Regions from separate parts of the Homo sapiens genome. Here region 2 is linked to region 1. Evidence: read pairs that join two places in POLR2A ChIA-PET (ENCODE). Cell type or tissue: B cell. All regions are shown on one strand. Each heading gives the region's core, and the rest is flanking DNA. Links, peaks and the distances in the headings are about the cores only.

Region 1 (7,831 bases), core at 1,701-6,700:
CCTGCCTCTGCACGTCTTGGATGAAGTCGAGGTGGTCGCACAGGCGGAGCTGGGGAGTCCGGGCGCCCGAGAGCGCACCGGAGAACTGAGTGGAGGCGAGAACGCAGCTCCCTCCGGGGCCCCTGGGAACGTGGTGATTTTCGCCGAGAGCCGCTCCAGGAGCGAGCTTGACTCGGGCGAGGGACGAGGCCAGAACACGGGTTCCTCGTTTGCGTAGCTGTGGAGGGAACACAGAGCGGGACCCGGCGCTTGGGGTGGGTGGCAGCGCCAACATCCCCACTCGGGCTTCTCCCATTTTCATTTCTCTTTCTTCCCTGTTTTCCTCCCTGGCTTTTTGCTTTGCTGTCTCTTTTTGCCCCCCGCCCCTCCTTTCTCCCTGCCGGAGCGGTAGAAAGGCGGGCGCTGCTCCCAGGCTCACAAAGGCAGCGGGTGGAGAGGGGCGGAGTGGGAGAGTGGTCGTTGGGTAGTGGGGGTTCGAACCAGTGCCCGTCAGGGGTCCAATGGAGCCGGTAACAGAGCTTCAAGGGCCCGCCAGGGCGGAGAGTGGCGGCCGAGCTGTTGAGGGAGGTGGGTGGAGAAGGAGCGATTCCTGCCCAGGCAGGTCCCCTTGGCCCCCGAGTCTGTCCCCCAGATTGGGAAGCTGTGCTTAGTTTTCCCCAAGGGGTTGGGGCGGGGAGTGGGCAGCTATATAAAGGACATCCTTTCTTTTCTTTCTTCTCCTTCCTCTGCACAACTACCCCACCACCACCACACACACAACCCCTCCAAACAACACGCACACCTTTCAGGGCGGTGGCTCAGTGGTTTCTGGGCTTTTAGTGGGAAGTCGCTGGGGCTGTTGTAGTGACCTCTGGACCTTCTCTTTTGGCATCCAGGACTCAGGTTGGAACCAAGGGTCAAAATTGCCCTTCCTCTCAATTTTCTGGAGGTCCCAGCAATGTGCGAACAACCCCACTTAGCAGGAAACTGGGGAGCTTTGACCTGCTCCATCCGTGATCACTGATTCCTGTATCTCAAATTTCTTCCTGTCCACTCTTGCTGCCCCACGCCGCCTCCCCCCCAGCCCCGCCCTGCCCCGGGTAACTTCCCAGGCTCCTGCCTACCTTGGCCTCTTGGGTCCCAGGGACGTTTGATCTCTCAGCCCTGGAGTAGGAGAAGGCAGCTTTAGTTTTCTTCTCCTCGATTAAGGTAGAGTCCTATTACTGGTTGGTGGGATGGCTAAACCAGGGTTGGGGTGGAGGGCTCTCCCTGGGTACAAGGAAAGGGATTGGCAAGAATTTCTTTCCTACCCAGAAGCCAAACGGGGTACAACACTCTCCTAACAGCAGGGGCTCAAAATGCTCTGGGAGCTCTGGGCTGCTTGAGCCCAGGGGGGAACGTTGTGAAGTGCTCAGTGGTTGTGAAGTGCTCAGTGGTTGTGAAGTGCTCAGTTACCCTGGTAAGGGTGGAGGCTGGAAATGTTCTGTCTTGAGCCAGGAGAGTTGAAATCCGCCTGGGGTAGCCCATCATAGGGGCTCATGGGAGTGACCTAATTGCTCTCTCGGGTCTCTAACCAGAGATAGCATGCAGCTCCACAGCTGGAAAGGAGCCCTCCTGCAGAGTTGGGGGTGCTGGAAGAAACACGATCTGTCTGTGCTTCCCCCTTTTTGTGCTCAGAGACTTTAGTGCTCTGGACTGGCTTACAGGTTTTGGGGGGTGGTATCCTCTCTGACCCCCCTCCTCATCTACCTCAAGCTGAGGGCAGGCATTGTGGGGTGAGGATGGGGGGTGGCTGAAGACTCTCTAGAAACTGTCCGAATTCCATTCTGTAATTGGGTAGATCCTGGGAAGGATCAGAGACTGATCCTGGTGCACCCTCCTTCCATCCAGGCTCAGGGGTCTGGAATGCAGCCACTGTCTACATGTGTTGGCTCGGGGTGGTGGGGGCAAATGGACAGGAAGGAGGCACTGCCCTCAGCTCTCCTTGAGCTTTGGGGGCTGCTTCTGCCACCGCGCCCAACCCTCAGGCTGCCACAGCCTTTCAAATAAACAGTCCCTCTCTGTCTCCCTCCCTCTCTGCCTCCTGCCCGAGTTCTCCTCTCAGGCCCGTGTCAGTTCGCCCTCTCATACCCTCCGCGAGCAGCGCTCACTTCCCCTCTCCAGCTAGGCTCGCCTGCTCTGCCTTGCTCTCACACTCCCTCTCACTCTTAGTCACTCTCTGCCTCTTTTTCTCAAGTCCTTTTGTTTCTCGCACATGCCCGTGCTCTCCCTCTCAGGCTCATTTTCTCTCTTCCTTCCCCTCTTCCTCTCCTGGCTTTTGGTCTCTCTCCTCAGCCCTGTCAGAAGCTGGCAACCCCCCTCCCAAAAAAGAAAATCTCCCAGTGCCTATAAACCCTGCTTAATTGCTTCCTTCTTGGGAAAAAAAAAATCAAAATAAAAGAAGTGGTGGGGCTGGGGGTCCGCTTCCAGGTTCCAAGGTGCGTGCGGCCCGGCCCCAGCCCTGACTGAGAGGGGAAGCGGGAATGGCTGGCCCAAGACTCCCAAGCCTCTTTCCCAAATTGGTGCTGGGGCCTTCTGGGATGCTAGTCCCTGAGTGGCAGGAGCTTCTGCCTCCTTGGCCCCTCCTGTCAGATTTGCCCCATGAGCGCAAGGTGGGGGGATGGGTTTGGTCCTGCTAGAGTTTTTTTTAGGAACCTCTGTGTGTGCGTGTGTGTGTGTGTGTGTGTGTGTGTGTGTCTGAGTTGGGGGGCTGTTATCTAAATGGTCCTAGGCGACCCCTCCCGCAGCCTCTTCCCCTGGGAACTTGGGGCAGCCGGCAGGCCTCACACTTGAGTCCTCAGCCAAGTCCAGCTGCTGCAGTTCAGTCTCTCAGTCCCGTCCTGACCCCTTCCTGCCCCCCACTCAGGTTCCCCCACCTCCAGGGAGTCAGAATGTGCCTGAGATCACATTACAAACATTCCCTACAAGGGGGTGGGGGTGGGGGGGTTCAGCTTGGCATCCAGGACCCTTGACTCCAGCATGGGTGGGGGCAGCTGCAGACCCCAACCCATGCTTGCCTGCTCCAAGCCAAAGTGTTGGCCCCAGCCCCACACAGCTGTTCTAGCTCACAGTCCTGGGGAGGCCAGCTCAGGGGGCCCTTTTCCGGGGTGGTTAGGGACCTGACCTCTTCTACTTTGTGGCTGATTGGCCACAGGTGGGAGCCTGAGAGTGATGGGAATCCAGCAGCTCCTAAAGTCCCCTGTTCCCCTGCCTCCCCTCTCCCACATAGGGCAGCCAGGCAAGGGCAAGAAGGACCTGTGAGGCTGGGGTGGGGACTGAATCAAGGGTTCCCTTTCTTCCCTTGGGCTCTCTGTTGTCTCATCCGCTCAGGTGAATGGGGATGCGTGGGCCCTGGATACTATGGTGCATCACTGTTTTCTGGGGTTAGGGACTAAAGGAGATAGAGTGGGCCAGCCAGGAGGCTGCTAGTTGCCATGGGAACACCAGGTTTGGGGGAGAGTCCACTCTGTGACTATTAGAGGAGCTGAGATACGGGGGTGCTCACCAGCCACATTCTGGGTTCCTTACCCCGCAGACCATAGCAGCCCCTCTTGGGCGTGTTTCACGATCATTGTTTTGGGTCAGGGTGCTAGCAGCCAGGAATGTAAGCTCCTTCAGCTTTTTACTTCTAAATAATGCTGTGTTTGGCATGCTAACTAATAGGCAGGCGGCACCTTGCTACTTACAATGCATTCTCATATATGATCTCATCGAATGCTCCCAACAACCCTGGGAAGTAGGTATTGGTCCCATTTTCCAGATAAGAAGGCATATGCCCGGACAAGGGAAGTGACTTGTCTAAGGCCAGTCAATGACTTGCCTATGGGGGCAGAGCTGTGTTGTGTGCCATTCATTCCTGCTGCCTTGAAATGTAGGAGAGACAGGAATTCAAGGTGGGGTTTGGGAAGAGGCCCTGGCTCCCTGCCCCTGAGTTCCCCTCTTACCTCGCAGGTGTGCAAGCATCTGTCCCTGTGACTCAGGCCCTGTCTGTGTGGGGTGAGCAGTGCTCCAACTTCCTCATTTGACTTTTCTAGGCCTACCTTCCAGGGCTGACTGCTTGGGTGACCTGAACTAAAGGCAGCCAACTCACTGCCTGGCACACTCCCTGCGGAGCTCTGAGTGGCACCTTTGGTTCCTCTCTGAGCTAAGAATCTCTCTTCTCAGGGACCCCACAGAAAGCAGACATCGACATCGAGGAGGGGGGGTATTAAATTCATAATGGACACGAGCCTTAGCCAGGTGGGGCAGAGGGAAGGGCATAGTTCAGTGTAGATGGGGAGGGTGACTTCCTCCAGGACTCTCCTGGCTTCCCTGCCTCTGACAGAGCTGTGTGTGCCAGGACCCAGCTGCTGTTCCTGCCCACCCACGCCTGGGCGGGCACTGCTGGGACATGCCAGGCCTGCTCCTGCCAGCCTCGGGGGCTGGGTGGAGCTGGGGGAGTTAAAGAGGAGCCTTTAATTTGGGGGCTCCCCACCCTAGCTGGGATGAGAACAGACTTGAGCTCTGGCTTGGGGTCTGTCCTCCATTGGTCTTGCCACCCTGGGAGGTGCAGGTGCAGTGGTCGTGGGGTCACTGAATCGAGGTTGAGGCTAGAGGCTTCTACCAGACTTGGGCTTGCATGGCCTAGAACCAGGCTCCCCCTTTGGTCATTCTCTGACCACAAGTTGCTAGAGCCTGAGAGCAGGGTGACAGGGAAAGAAGTATAGACCTGGTGGGATGTGGGCAGCTTTCTGGGCAAGACCCTCCTAGCTGCAAGCTCTCCCTGCCCCCTGTAAATTGTATTCACATGGGTGGAGAAGGGCTTATCCGGAGAAAACAAGGAGGGGGCTGTTGGTTAGTTGGTTTCTGGCCAGTCCAGGGCCTTGGAGGCTACTGTCCCCAACCCCTTCAGGCTTTTCATATCCCAGGATTCTTTGTGGCAGTGATGGCATCGTGGTGCTTCTAAGCTAGGTAGAAAGGCTGAAGGTAGAACTTGGGTTAGGGTAGAGGGGGAAGAGCTGGAATAGCTTAGGCCGCCTCCCCCAAGTCCTTTTACTCCCTGGGGTGGCGCCCTGGGGTCCCAGGGCTATCTGAGGCTGGAGAGGGAAGGCCTCAGGGGTTACCATGGTGACCTGCTTCAGGCTTCCTGCTGAGCCATGTCAATCCCTTTATTTTTCAGAAAAGGGCTTTGTCTGGGGGTGGCCCCAGACAGAAAAGCTTGGCTTGGTCCTAGGGTGGGGGGAAGTAAGGTGGAGGATAAAGAGTTTCACTTCGGGATATCTCTTCCTCCTCTTCCCTTACTCCTACTCCTAATCTGGTAAGAGGGGAGAACTGTAGGGTCCCCCTTTAAAGTATGACTAGTGTTCTACCTAGCTTTGGCCTTCACTCTCACTGGCTATACACCCATCCCTTATGGCCCGTTACCACTCTCTTGAGCTTCTGACAGGTCAAGACGAGGTTTGCCCAGTGGTCGGGAAGATGCTAAGGTTACCAGTATGGGGGATCAGGGTCAGGGAAGGCGGGTCTCATCAGGCTCCGCTCCCTTCTGCACTTCAGGGGAAGGTGAGTTTCCCTCTGCCAGCTGCCATGCAAATGAACTAATGAATATTTATGAAGTCTGTTCACTGAGGTTGAAGAGACTCTGAGGGGTTTTGGGGGCAATAGTTCTCTCTTCTCCCCCCTCCTCCATCATGTAGACATCTGTTTCCTCAATGCCTCTGGCTTCAAGGTAGAACCCCAATTAGCTAGAAGCCCTGTTCCAATTCCAGGGCTCTGGAACCTGGGTGGCAATGGGAGACTGCACTTGGGGTAGACAGGACTCCCTGGTGAGTAAGCCAGAACCGAGTGGTTAGAAAGCTGAGCTGGCCTGTCTCCCTTTCCGTGCCCTCTATGTAGCTGCATATATATGTGTTGTTAAGATGCAACAGTACAAGGATTCAGGTAATGTTTTAGGGCCTCTTAGACCCATCGGGTTATTGTCCTGGGTAGGTTTAGACCCCTCTTTTCAATGGGAACATTCATCTGATCATTCATTCCCTCACATGAAGGGCCTGGACTCTAAGGTTCCTGCTGGCTCTAAGATGTGAGCAGTTGTCTAATCCTGCCATCTGGATGGAACCGTTGTGAGCACTGGAAAGGGAAAAAATGCCTGGAGAATTCTAGAGGCTTTGGGGAAACTTGTTGGCTTTGTATGGTGCATGGGACAGGGGTATTCCATCTGAAATGTTTATCCAGGCTTCCATCCCATGCCTACTTCCTTTCTGGGCCCTCTATAGTTAGGTACCAGTGGGGAGGCCATCTCATTCTGGCTTTTACCCTCCTGCACATCAAGATGGCAGCTCCCAATTTGGTGGAGCCTCACTCGACATGGAGGAAAGGCTGCTTTTCTTCGTCCACTTCATCCATGTGGTCAGTTTCCCTCTTCGCCTACTTGGGTATCATTTCCCTCCCTCAGATGAGGACACAGGTTTGGCATTGCAAAGGCATTTGCCCAGAGTTCCCAGTAGGCCGGTATTGCTTGTAGTACCTTTGGTGTAATGGGCCCTCAGGAAATGGAACCACTCTTTTCTCAGATGATTGTGGTAGCCTGTGAACTGGTGCATGACACTGTCAGCTTCATTCTCTTTAAGCACTGCCTGAAGCCTTCCATTGTCCTTCCTGCTCTGAGAGCCTGTCTCCAATGGGATGAAACCCACCCTGCTTGCTGTGACCCTTGAAGCCTTTCAGTCTGGCCCCAGGTGAACTTTTCACCTCTTCTTCTGTTTCTCTCTTCTCACTCCCAGCCAAGCTGGACCAATCACTGGCCTGGGCTTTGTGTTGTAGCCACTGCTGTCTACTGTCTCAGTGTGTTGACTTCTTATTCCTCACCTAAGACCCACTTTCATCCTGCCTTTCCTGTGGATACATCTCTGACCATCCTGGTCAGATGAGCTATCTCTTTCTTCTCCCTGCCTCCAGCCCTTGCTGCTTGAATCATCATCCTCACACATACCTACAGATAGCCTGGTGTTGTCTATCACTCGAGTATGGGTTATTTACTTTTCTGACCCAAACTGGACAGTAAAGTCCTTGACGATGGAGCCATATCTTCTCTTCCTGTTTCCCCTCCAAAATATGAGAGTGAGCTCATAGGTACTTAGTGTTAGTATCTGACCTCCTGCCTCTTGGGAGACTGCTTCTAAGAGGCAGTCAAACATGTTGAACGCCTATTGTGTGCTAGGTGTTCTCCATGTGCTGCCTTGTCTCCCCACCACAATATTGGAAGGTAGGGGCTCTTGCCACCCCCACTTTACAAGAGAAGAAACTGAAGCTCAGAACAGGCAGCTCATCCAAGGTCACAGAGTTAGTAAGGGCCTAGCTTTGGAATCTGATTCTAAAGTCTGTGTTCTTTCTCCTACATGGTTCTGCCTTGCTCTCAGCACCAGCCCATCCAGTCTCAGAAATGGCCAATGGAGCACCATTTTCTTTCTGTGTGCTTAGGCAAGGACAGAGTCCTATGGATAGGTGGTCCTGGGCTGCTGACCCTCCCTGCTGTCCCCCAGTGCCTGGCCTTCTGGATTAGAATATGAACCTGGCTCAAAAGGCATTTGTCCATCTCCTCTCAGGAGCTGGAGTAGGAGCAACATAGAGGTGACAGGTTAGGATACAGATGAGGCCCTATCTTCTATGATCTGTTGTCTCTGGTTGAGCCCCTTCTCTTCTCCTCTGTTCTTTTTAAGAATGAGATGAATCAAGTTTAGGAATTCAGGCTCTTGCATTTTGAGGGTGGGATGAATTGCCAGTAGGACAATAGGCAGTGGGAGTGAGCAGAGCTGCACCTGGCCAGAGACTGTGG
Region 2 (10,837 bases), core at 2,809-7,808, 160 kb before region 1:
CTCCGCGGAGCTCATTAGCTCGCTTACCAGCAGCCCACAGAGGTGAGGAGGCTGCTGACCTTCCCTCCCACCGCCTTTGCACCAAATCTTCCCCAAGGCCCCCTGCTCCCAGTGCACAAAGCTCCTTTTGTTGCCTGGAGCCATTCGGGGCTTCACTCCAGGCTCCTGCTGAAGTGGCTGAGGTGGCCTGGTGGGGTAATAGTTTGCCTGTAACAAGAGCCCCTGCTCGCAACCCAACTGGCTCCAGTCTGGCTGCAGGCTTGGCCTCAGCATCAGACTCATCCATCAGCTGCCCCAGACCCCTCCCCCAAGCTCTGAGGGGGCGGGGAGACAGATTTGAACAGTAGAAAATGGAAACAAATACATTTATTTAACATGCTATTGGGTGTCTGTCACCTCCAAGGCTCACAAGGGCAGTAGACAAAAATACTAAGCATATGAAAGTCATCAGAATAATAATAATTCAATCCACATCCTTTCTTTTGAAAATGACCAAATCATTTTTATAACGGAGTCTTGACAGATCTGGTCATTTAACATTTGTTATTTTACAAAGAACATTTGCAGGGCATGGCTTATCTAACATTTGACAGATATTTTACCCAGCAACTTGGAATAGTATAAAGATCTACTTAGTTAGGGAGCATCTGGAATTTATTATCATTTGAGACAGGAAATCTTTTAACCATGATCCACAGTGAATTCAGCCAAGGTAAAAATGCTGGGATGTGACTTGAGAGACCTAGGATCTAGTCTCGTCTCCATCATTAACTCCTTCTGCGACCTTGAGTTAGTCACCTCTGCCCCATGGGCCTCAGTTTCCTTGTCTGCAAAATGAGAATGTTGAACTAGAGGGTCTCAAGATTTTGATTTTGCACTCTGACCCCCTCTCCTCCAGAAGTCAGGCTGAAAGGAAGGGGAGGTGGGGGTAGGGTCAGTGGAAAGGGCAATTTCAAGGTGTTCTTTGGGATGGGGGGAAGGATTTCCAGGCCTGTGGAGGAGTGTAAGGGCTTCTTTTGTGGCCTAAGGGGCTGGGAAGCCCAGGTTCTCAGTTGCTGTTTTCAAGAGTGCAAGACAGAATTAGGTCTAGGTTTAGAGAGTCAGGTCAGGTACATCTCCCTAGGTATAGCCTAGATGACCATTTTCACAGTGTAGGCCACTCCAAATCAGGAGCTGGAGAGGGCATGGGAACTTCAGGTGGAAAGACAGGTCTGAAAAGGACCTGGGAAGTGCTACTGGACACTTCCACCAGAAGGTCCTGTGGATCCTTCAAACTCAACACTAAAGATCATAATTCTTTATCATTTCTCTGGAAACCTCCTCTTTCTCCAGAATCCGCTTTCTTGGTTAAAGCAGCCCCATGCACCCAGCCACTCCAGCAAGAGTCACGGGCGTTACCTGGACTCCATTTTTCTAATTTGCTGCCATTTAGTTGTGTGCATGGGACCTCTTCATAAGGCTTCCTAAATCTACCGCCTTTTCTTGTCACTCACACTAGCATAGCCCTCCATCTGGGCCCTAGCAGCTCTGGCCTTGATGGTTGCAACCGCTACCTAACTGGTCTTCCTGCCACCATGCTCGCCCTTCCAGTTCACCCTCCATGCTGCTGCCAAAGTTCTCTCTTTAAAAGAAAAACTTAGGCATCCTCAAAAATCTTTGGTCATTTCCTACCTTTGGTCAAAGTCCAACTTCTTTGCTCTGGCATTCAAGGTCTCTCAAGCTTAGACAGCCTATCTTTCTTGCTTCCTTTCCCACCTCGTTCCTATATTTCTGAGCCCCATGGGACAACTTGCTATTTCCTAGACAGACAGTGAATTCTCATATTGGACTCTCCACTGAGTGTGTTGTTGCCAGCCCCCTTCTTGGCCTGTCAAGCCACACTCTGGCCTCCCTTTCCATCTTGTCCATAGCTATTACATTATAAAACATCACACTGTTCTGCATTGGCCTCTTTTCTTTCCTGTCTCTCCCATAGACCATGAGCTCTTGGTGTACAATGGCTATATCTGACTGACCCCTGGATTCCCAGAACTAAGCATAAGGTCTCACATAAACAATGAGTCTGCCAAGAACTGGCTTTTATTTTTGATGGCATAGCAAAAGAACTTCTGGTAATCAGACTGGTGACTTCTTCCTTTCAGCAGACTTTCTTCCCTATCATTTCAGCTCTGAACTAGCTATTACAGATCAACATAGAGCCCCACTGGCTCCAGATGACAAAACCTCTTGAGACAGGGCCTTAAGGATCCAGTGGTTCCAGCCAATGGTGCAGATCCGTGTAAAACACATTTTCACCAAACTCTTGAAATTTGGAGGTCGCCCACATCTCAAGGCAGGAAGGGCACTTAAGGACTATATTAACCCATGCTTTTGAAACTGAGTACTGAGGAGCCCTAGTGTCCCCTAGTGTCTTAGGGGACATGAAAGGAAGACAGAGTTATGGGATATCTCATTCCTGCTTCATTCAACTAAACCTATTTGACTTTTTGAAGTTTCCATGAACATTTCATTTGGAGACTGGAGTTGGCGGCATTAAAGTTTCATTTGGAGACTGTAGTTGGCTGCATTAAATGTTGGCGATCATAGCTCGAATCTGGTGTTCAATTTTCCCTTTTTTACCTTTCCTGCTACATGCCCAACTTGAGCTTTGACCAAACTCCTCAGGTATGGTGAAGCATCCTTTTTCATTCTATACTGTTAAAAGTTCTTTATATTGAGCCAGAATCTGCCTTACAACAACTTCCACCCAGTGGTCCTATTTTCACCCCTTGGAAGTAGTGTGTTCCTTCTTCCTTAAGGCCAATCTGCTGTCATTTAGAATCTCCCAAAGTCTAAGGTAGGAGAGATCTTATAGCTCATACAGTCCAATGTTCTCGTTGCAGCTGGGGAATGAAGCCCAGAGAAACTAAGTGATCTGCACAACAGCATAGAGCTAGTTGGCAGCAAAACTGAGACTAGAACCCAAGTCTCTACTCATCTATAATGCGCTCCCCAGAATCTGTCCTTTCCTAGCTCCTAAAATCGTTTCTCACAGTCCTGATCACTCTTCACTACACGTACTCCTGACTGACAGTGACCAATGGCTGAAGATCAGCAGCTGAGCTTGTGAAAGCTCCATGGCTCCCAAGCCTTGGTCTGCCTGGGGAGAAGGCAGAGACAAAGCAGAACAAACTGGTGTCAGAAGCAGAGCCGTTCCCTCACCACAGCCTGAAAGTCATTCTCCTCATCCTTCTCTTCTTTCCATAAAACTAAATTCCATTCAAACAGCGCCCCACCCCCCATGGCAGGGCAGCCAAGGGGCAGCTTTCAGAGGCCCCTTCTGACCTGTTTGCTAAAGGGTTCCTGCTGTGTGACCTTCCACATCCCAAGCCCAGAAACAGGAAGAGTTAGTTTGGTTTGCTTTTTGGGAAGAAAAATGAAAACATAGGAAGTAGGGCTCCTGAGAACAGAGGCTTCCAACTCTGTGTTCATTTGTCCCTGGAGCAGGATATTTCAGGGAATACATTCCACAGGGGAAGGGAACAGCCTCCCTTATTAAAAACAAAACACAAAACCCTTCAAGGTTTGGAAAAAGAAAAAGGCCAAAAGGAGACTTTTAAGGAGGGGAGGGGCAATTGTTTTATAATCTCCAGCCCTTCACCCCCTTGGCCACTTGGAGCTGTCATACTTTGATCTCACTACCATTATCAGCACATCTGTTGCCCAGAGATGTCCTGCTCCCTTTAACCTATGGCCCAAGAAAGAGTCCAAGTCTCCTTTCTTGTTTCCCTGAGGATGACCGAAGTAGGCTGGCACTCAGAATCTTCAATTAAAACCAAGAAAAAACAGACAGTAATTAATTACACAATGCACAAACAGCAGAACAACATTCAGGCCTTGCCAAGTACATGCTTTTTGTTTTAAGAAGCCCAGCAAAAGCAGGGAAGTGCTTTGTCAGTCCCCAAATATCTCCCAGGATAACTATTTCATCGTCCCAGATACGCTGCCATAAGTTTGCCTGGCTTTTTCCTCCCTCAGCTGTCAGTCACTGGGAGGCAGATGCCATCTTGTTTCCCTACTACTGTTGCTAGAAGGGCAATGCAACAGGTCTTTTACCAAAAACAACAACAACAACAACAAAACAACCTTCCAGAACCCCTACTGTTCTTTTCAGTTCTAGTTTCTGGGCTGAGGAACATGGTTAGTTCACAGATAGTTGCCAGGGTAAAAGTGTGGATCATTTTGGGGTGCCAAAGAAACATATAGCCCTGGAAGGAAACCAGCTCTGCCTACAATCTGGAGCTTCTACAGGTACACATGTACATGTGTCACATGTGTAGTGTGCAAACACACACATAGTCTATTTACCAAAATTTTAGTTTCATGGAATAACAAGGCCTTCACCATACAAAAACATACCATTGTCTCCCCTGAGGTTATGGGTAAGCAGAACCTCTTCCTAGAAGATGCTTCCAAGAGCATCTGCCTAGAATGGCTTGTTTTTTTCCAAAAAGATCTGGAGGCAAAATTTTCATATTAAAACAAGCATATAATTGTTGTGGAATAGCATAAAAAATTCACATGAATTACCTGGGCATGATGGCTCACACCTGTAATCCCAGCACTTTGGGAGGCCAAGGCGGGTGGATCACCTGAAGTCAGGAGTTCGAGACCAGCCTGACCAACATGGTGAAACCCCGTCTCTACTAAAAATACAAAAATTAGCTAAGTGTGGTGGTGGGTGCCTGTAATCCCAGCTACTCGGGAGGCTGAGGCGGGAGAATCGCTTGAACACAGAGGCGGAGGTTGCAGTGAGCCGAGATCGCACCATTGCCCTGCAGCCTGGGCGACAAGAGCAAAACTCCGTCTCAAAAAAAAAAAAAAAAAAAAATTCACATGAATTCATAAGATAAAAGTGGAGACTTGAAAAAAAATTCTCACTTGTGGTTGGCTGTGTGAGATTCTCCTCCAGCTCCTCGGGCCTCTGTGGGGAATAAATTCTTTCTGTTCATTGGAGGTACTTTGGGGATGCAAAAGTCTGAGAGCCACAAAGTAAAACAGTAGGCTCCTTGAGGGTAGAAACGTCTCATTTTTCTCTGTATCCTCACATCTGAAACAGAGCCAGCCACAGAGTGCTTGGGAACTATTTGCTCCATTCATGCATCCATCCATCCATCCATTCATCTATCTATCCATCCTTACCAAGAAACAAGCAAAAAAGGTAGCCTTAGAGTGGTGGAAAGAATACAGTTTCTGGAAAATTCATAAACCTCTGGGTCTGAATTCTGACTCTGTCACTTATTAGCCTCAGTTTTCATCACGTCTCTAAGCCTCAGTTTTCTCAGGTTTTTTTTTTTGTTGTTGTTGTTGTTGTTTTGAGATGGAGTCTTGCTCTGTTGCCCAGGCTGGAGTGCAGTGGTGCAATCTTGGCTCCCTGCAACCTCCACCTCCTGGGTTTAGTTGATTCTCCCACCTTAGCCTCCCAAGTAGCTGGGATTACAGGCACGCACCACCATGCCCGGCTAATTTTTGTATTTTTTTTTTTTTTTTGAGATGGAGTTTCGCTCTTGTTGCCCAGGCTGGAGTGCAATGATGAGATCTCGGCTCACTGCAACCTCCGCCTCCCGGGTTCAAGCGATTCTCCTGCCTCAGCCTCCCCGAGTAGCTAGGATTACACACATGCACCACCATGCCTGGCTAATTTTTGTATTTTTAGTTGAGACGGGGTTTCACCATGTTGGCCAGGCTGATCTCGAACTCTTGACCTCAGGTGATCCGCCTGCCTCGGCCTCCCAAAGCGCTGGGATTACAGGCGTGAGGCACTGCTCCCAGCCTAATTTTTGTATTTTTAGTAGAGACAGCGTTTTGCCATGTTGGCCAGGCTGGTCTCGAACTCCTGACCTCAGGTGATCCACCCGTCTCAGCTTCCCAAAGTGCTTGGATTGCAGGGATGAGCCACCATGCCTTGCCCTAGTTTTCTCAGTTTTAAAATAAGAATCCAAATACCCAACTCCTGAGTTGATGTGGGACCTTAAGTGTGATAATGGGAGTGGGAGTGCTCTATAAGATCCCAGACAATACAGAAATTATAGTTATTTCATGACTATCAAATTACCACCATGACTAGCCCAGACAGTAGTGGGGTGGGGGGAGGGGAAGATGTTTTCTCCAGCCAGAAGTCTGATTTGAGAATAAGAAAGCAGGAGCTGAGACCTCAGGAATGAGCCCCCGGGCCTCTGGGATGGAGAGGGCAGATGTTGAATCCTAGCTCCAGCTCCACCTCCACTCCAGGAAGGCAGTACGCAGGCCAGAGGGGAACTTGGGGTGGAGTGATGGAAGGATCAGATGTGCCTCATACACTTCAGGTCTCCAAAGACCAGATGTGCTTTCCTTCTCACGTCTGCCAATAAGCCCCTTTGAGGCCCGGTTTGCAGCAAGGGTCATTCATCACTGGGGCTGAAATACAACCAGGCATAGTGTGTTGACTTGGCTGCTAACAGACTCTGCCTCCTTGGGTAAGTCCTTTTTCCTCTCTGGGCCCCAATTTCCCTATCATTAAAATGAAAGGATTGGATCGGGTTGTCCCTCAGGTCCTTTGAGCTCCTACACGCTGTATTTAAGACTTTTTTGGGCCTTGATTTTCTAAAAATGTGAACAATGTGATTTGCCAAAAATATAATTGGTCTGATCATCTGATAGTTGGACACTGAATCATGGATGGGTGAAAAAGTTCAAAGCAATTGTGGGGCAGGAGACGGGCCTGGCTGGGGCCCTCTTCTGTTTTTAAGTCTGCTGGTTCCTGTGGCTCCTTCTGTACGTGTCTGTGTCTGGCCAAACTGGCCCGGCTCGCCTGAAAATCTCAGAGCAAGCCAAGGTTGTAGCCCAGGTAGATGGCTTGTGGATACAGCAGGTGTTTCCCAAGCCCTGGGATCCGGCTCAGGTACCTCACAAGATAAAATGAGGAAAGGAAAGAAAACAGGAAATCCTACCCACTATATGCAACTAATTGTTTAGGAAGAATTCCTTCTAGGCAAGCCCGTTGTCTCAGAAGTCAGCAACAGCTGCTGGGTTGGAATGGCTAACTTGTGCAATCTCTGAGATTCTTAGGCTCCCCCCAAACCCCGTCTCAACCTGTTTAGCCCTCTGCCATTCTCTGAAGCTCAGCTCAAATACTGTTCCCTCCCACTTTCAAATCCCCATCATACTGTATATCTGTCTTATAGCATGAATCATGCCTTGTGTTTTGAGCTATTTCCTTTCACCTATGGATTAAAAATAAAATACATGTTCTGAGTGAAAATTCCAACCTATAATCTTTCACTCTCACTTTCCAGAGTTAGCCGCTCTGAAAAGGTTGTTGTTTTTTGTTTGTTTGTTTGTTTGTTTTATTTGTTTTTCCTTTCCAGAAATCTTCTATTGCCAAAGCTATTGAAAATGTGAGGTTGGGCTTGGTGACTTATGCCTGTAATCCCAGCAATTTGGGAGGCCAAGGTGGGAGGATCATTTGTGTCCAGGAGTTTGAGACCAGCCTGGGCAACATAGGGAGACCCCGCCCCTACCAAAAAAAAAAAAATTAGCCAGGTGTGGTGGTACATGCCTGTAGTCCCAGGTACTCAGGAAGCTGAGGTGGGAGGATGGCTTGAGCCTGGGAGGTTGAGGCTGCAGTGGGCCGTGATCGTGGCACTGCACTCCAGCCTGGGTGACAGAGTGAGACCCTGTCTCAAAAAAATTAAAAAAAAAAGTTTTGAACAGAGCGTTGGCTCTGGAGTCTAAGCACTTAGATTTAAGTCTCAGCTCTCTGCTTGTTGGTCAGATCAGCTTCAGCAAATTCTATCACCCCTTTGACCCTCAGTTGTCTGCTCTGTAAATGGGATAGACATGTCCTCTTCTCCTGTCTCACAGGGTTGGTGTAAGGGCCAAATAAGAAAAGAGATTGAAAGCACCTTGGAAACTGTAAGGGGGGCCCTATTTATCTCCATGCTTGTCACTGCAACTTGACTGTAAGCATCTTTGAAACAGAAACTTGGCCCCTCGAGGGCTGTGTCCCCATTGCCTCTTGTTCCAGTTTGTCCAGAATGGGAAGGTGGTGATGCCGGGGGTATGGAACTGAATCCCCAGAGTCGTGCTACACCTGGAGATGCTGATGCTCTGCTCCTGCCCTGGTTCTGGGTACACAGCTACTTGACCTTCCTTTGAAGCCAAACCCAGCTGAGAGGACCATTTTTCTAAAGTTACTTGGCTTGCAAAATGCTGCTCCTCCACCAAGTGGGCACTGGCCCAGCCTCACTGCCCCAGTGTGCTTTCATTACTTTGAAAATTCTGCAACTCTTGTTTCACCCCCTCTACCTCCTTCAGCTCCTAGTTCCTCAGATTCTGGCTCCAAGTAATGATTTCAAAGTTCCCCATGCCCCCCACCCACCCCCCCAATGTATGATACATATATATAGAGAGAGAGGAAGTAGAAAGATGTGGCCAAGAAAATTCAATTTTCTGAATGGATCAGATGTAAAACTGTTGGAAATTACAGCTAGAAAGCTCTGCAGATAGCATTTAGTCCAACCTGCATCACTCCCCTTCAACCTTTGACAGAAGGGAAACTGAGACCCAGAAAAGGGAAGGGACTTATGCAGGGAATTTGCGGCTCTGACCTCCAAGTAAAGGTGGGAAGGGGCGAGACTCTGCAATTTACCAATGCACCGCTGAAAGGGTTAAAGTCAAGGAAACTAGCCTGGGGAAGGTGGGTGGGGTCAAAGAAGAGATGAGTGTGGCCAGAGAAGGGAGGATCAATCAGGAGAAACAGTCAGGACCAGCTGCAAAATTCCCCTGGAAAGTGGAAATAGAAGAAATATGAGGGTTGTGGTTTAGCAAGTTATTATGAGCCTTGCTGGGCAAAGAGAGGGAAGAGAGAGGAAGAGAAAAGTAGAGGGGGCCCAAAGAGGAGTAAAAAGGGAAGGAGGAAGGCCAAACCAGACGAATGGAGGAGTTTGAGAGTGATAGGGTCAGTGAGTGCTTAAACACAGCAAATCAGTAGAGTCCTGTCCCATGTGGGGCATCCAGCTACCTTATAAGTTACCACTAGCTCTGCTGCCTGGTTTCTTCTTCTAGGCTCTGAGCACATGAGCCAGTCCTTACTTTCTTAGCAAACTCAGCCCTTTTCCACTGTCCACTGTTTGGAGAGGCAGTTCCAGACTGTAGGCTTTTTACTTCAGTAGAGTTGGCACACCAACACAAGGGCACTGTGCAGCCTGGCCTGGCTGCCAGAGCAGGCTCTAGATCCCCCACTCCACAGTCATGATCTGATTTTAGTCACACAGTCATACTATGAGTTGAACTCAGCCCATTTTACAGATGAGAGGTGCAATAATTTTCAAATGAAAACAACAACAATAAGAATAAACCTAAGTATATACTGGGAAACAATACACGTACTGATTAAGAATGAGAGTGCTGGAGACAAACGGCCTGTATTCAGATCCCCATTTTGCCCCTCATTAGTTGTGTGATCTTGGACAGGTTGCCAAATTTCTCTGTGCAGGTTTGGAAGGATCAAATGAGTTGATCCAAGTATACAACCTTTGAACAATGCCTGGCACATAGTCGGTGCTCAATAAATGGCGACTATTCTTGCCATTGTCATTAGTATGTGCCAGATGCTGTTTTAAGTGTTTTATCTGTATTATGTCATGCAATCATCACTCACAAGGTAACTGAGGCTCAAGTGCAAGAAGAATATATCTGGTTCATTGGCTTTTAAAACTTCGTTAGATGCAGACTTCTACCCCCCAAAATTGAATCCTATGTGACACCCCAATATATAAAACAAAACAAATAAAAACAGCATGGCTCTGATTGAAGCAAGGTGGGGTAGGGGTGGGACTTGGAGACTCCTGGCTCAGTGTTCCCTGTTCTCCCCTCCCCCAGCCTCCCTATGATAGGCTTTGAGGCTCTTCCCCACCCACTGATCTAGTCCATCTAAACTTTTTATGCTCAGATAAAGACATTGTAACTCTGAGAGAGCAAATAACATGCCCAAGGTTAAACAACAAGTCAAAGGCAGAGTGGGGTACCAGGCATGAAGGGACAATCACTTGGTCAAAGAGAACAGCCCCCTTGGTTAAACTAGAACACAGAACATCCCAAGCTTGGGCAAAGAAGAGCTAGGAAAGGAGAGTGAGCAGGAGGGAAGGGGGATCCCCGATGTGAGCAGCCCCACTGACTATTCATATGCTGCTGGGGCCATGCAGACGTCAAGATGAGACAAAGCCCTATCCACATGGGGCCTCTCATTGCACAGGGTTTGGGGTTCTGTTGTGACAAGGGATGTAGCCTCCTCTCTCTTAGGTGTCTGTTCTGTGGGATGCAGCTGACTGGGGCCAAATCCCACCATCTAGGCCTTCCGATTGGGCTCCTGGCCTGAGCTGGCATTACCACAACTCCCCTTCTCCTCCAGGGTTCTGGGATGGCAGCTTGACTTCCAACCCATTGTTGTTGGGGTGGGGGAGGTAAGAGGGGTAGACTTGACGCTCCGCCCTTTTCACAGCTTCCATGTATGTGCACCCCTATCTGTTCAAGGCATGCCACTGCCAACACTGTTTATCTAAGAAACTGTGCGTCGCCAACTTTTGTCTCTAGGACTTTGGCATGGGTTACCTGGGGACACCGCCCTGAGGAGAAATTATAGGATAAATTTTTCCAGAGAACTTCTTCGAGAACTCAGGACTTCCCTGGAATCCCTTCTGACCTGATCTCGTGAGCTACTCAGGCTCCGTGCAAGCCTTGGAAGACAATCTGCAGGGCCGAGCAGGGGAGGGGCAAATGCTGGAAGACAAAGCTCAAGTGCAAGGCCCTGAGTTCCTTG

Evidence for each region. ChIA-PET counts read pairs that join two places held together with the same protein. Peaks named below come from ENCODE experiments on the same cell type or tissue, not always from the same donor. Only the 100,000 strongest peaks of a DNase experiment are listed, where the experiment ranks them.
Region 2: POLR2A ChIA-PET joins it to region 1 with 7 read pairs; 3 of 35 experiments call an interaction of 5 or more read pairs at or near these places.

Annotation. Positions count from the first base shown.
Region 1 is chrX:68,830,127-68,837,957 of GRCh38, forward strand. All of the region lies in intron 1 of EFNB1 (ephrin B1), which reads left to right. Among named protein-coding and RNA genes, the nearest start is that of EFNB1, 5.0 kb to the left of the region's middle. In B cell, for the core only: no CTCF peak of the experiment used is centred there; a DNase peak (open chromatin) is centred at 4,025.
Region 2 is chrX:68,669,445-68,680,281 of GRCh38, forward strand. The region is part of intron 2 of STARD8 (StAR related lipid transfer domain containing 8); the gene reads left to right. Among named protein-coding and RNA genes, the nearest start is that of STARD8, 27 kb to the left of the region's middle. RefSeq lists a silencer at 10,470-10,646. In B cell, for the core only: no CTCF peak of the experiment used is centred there; no DNase peak of the experiment used is centred there.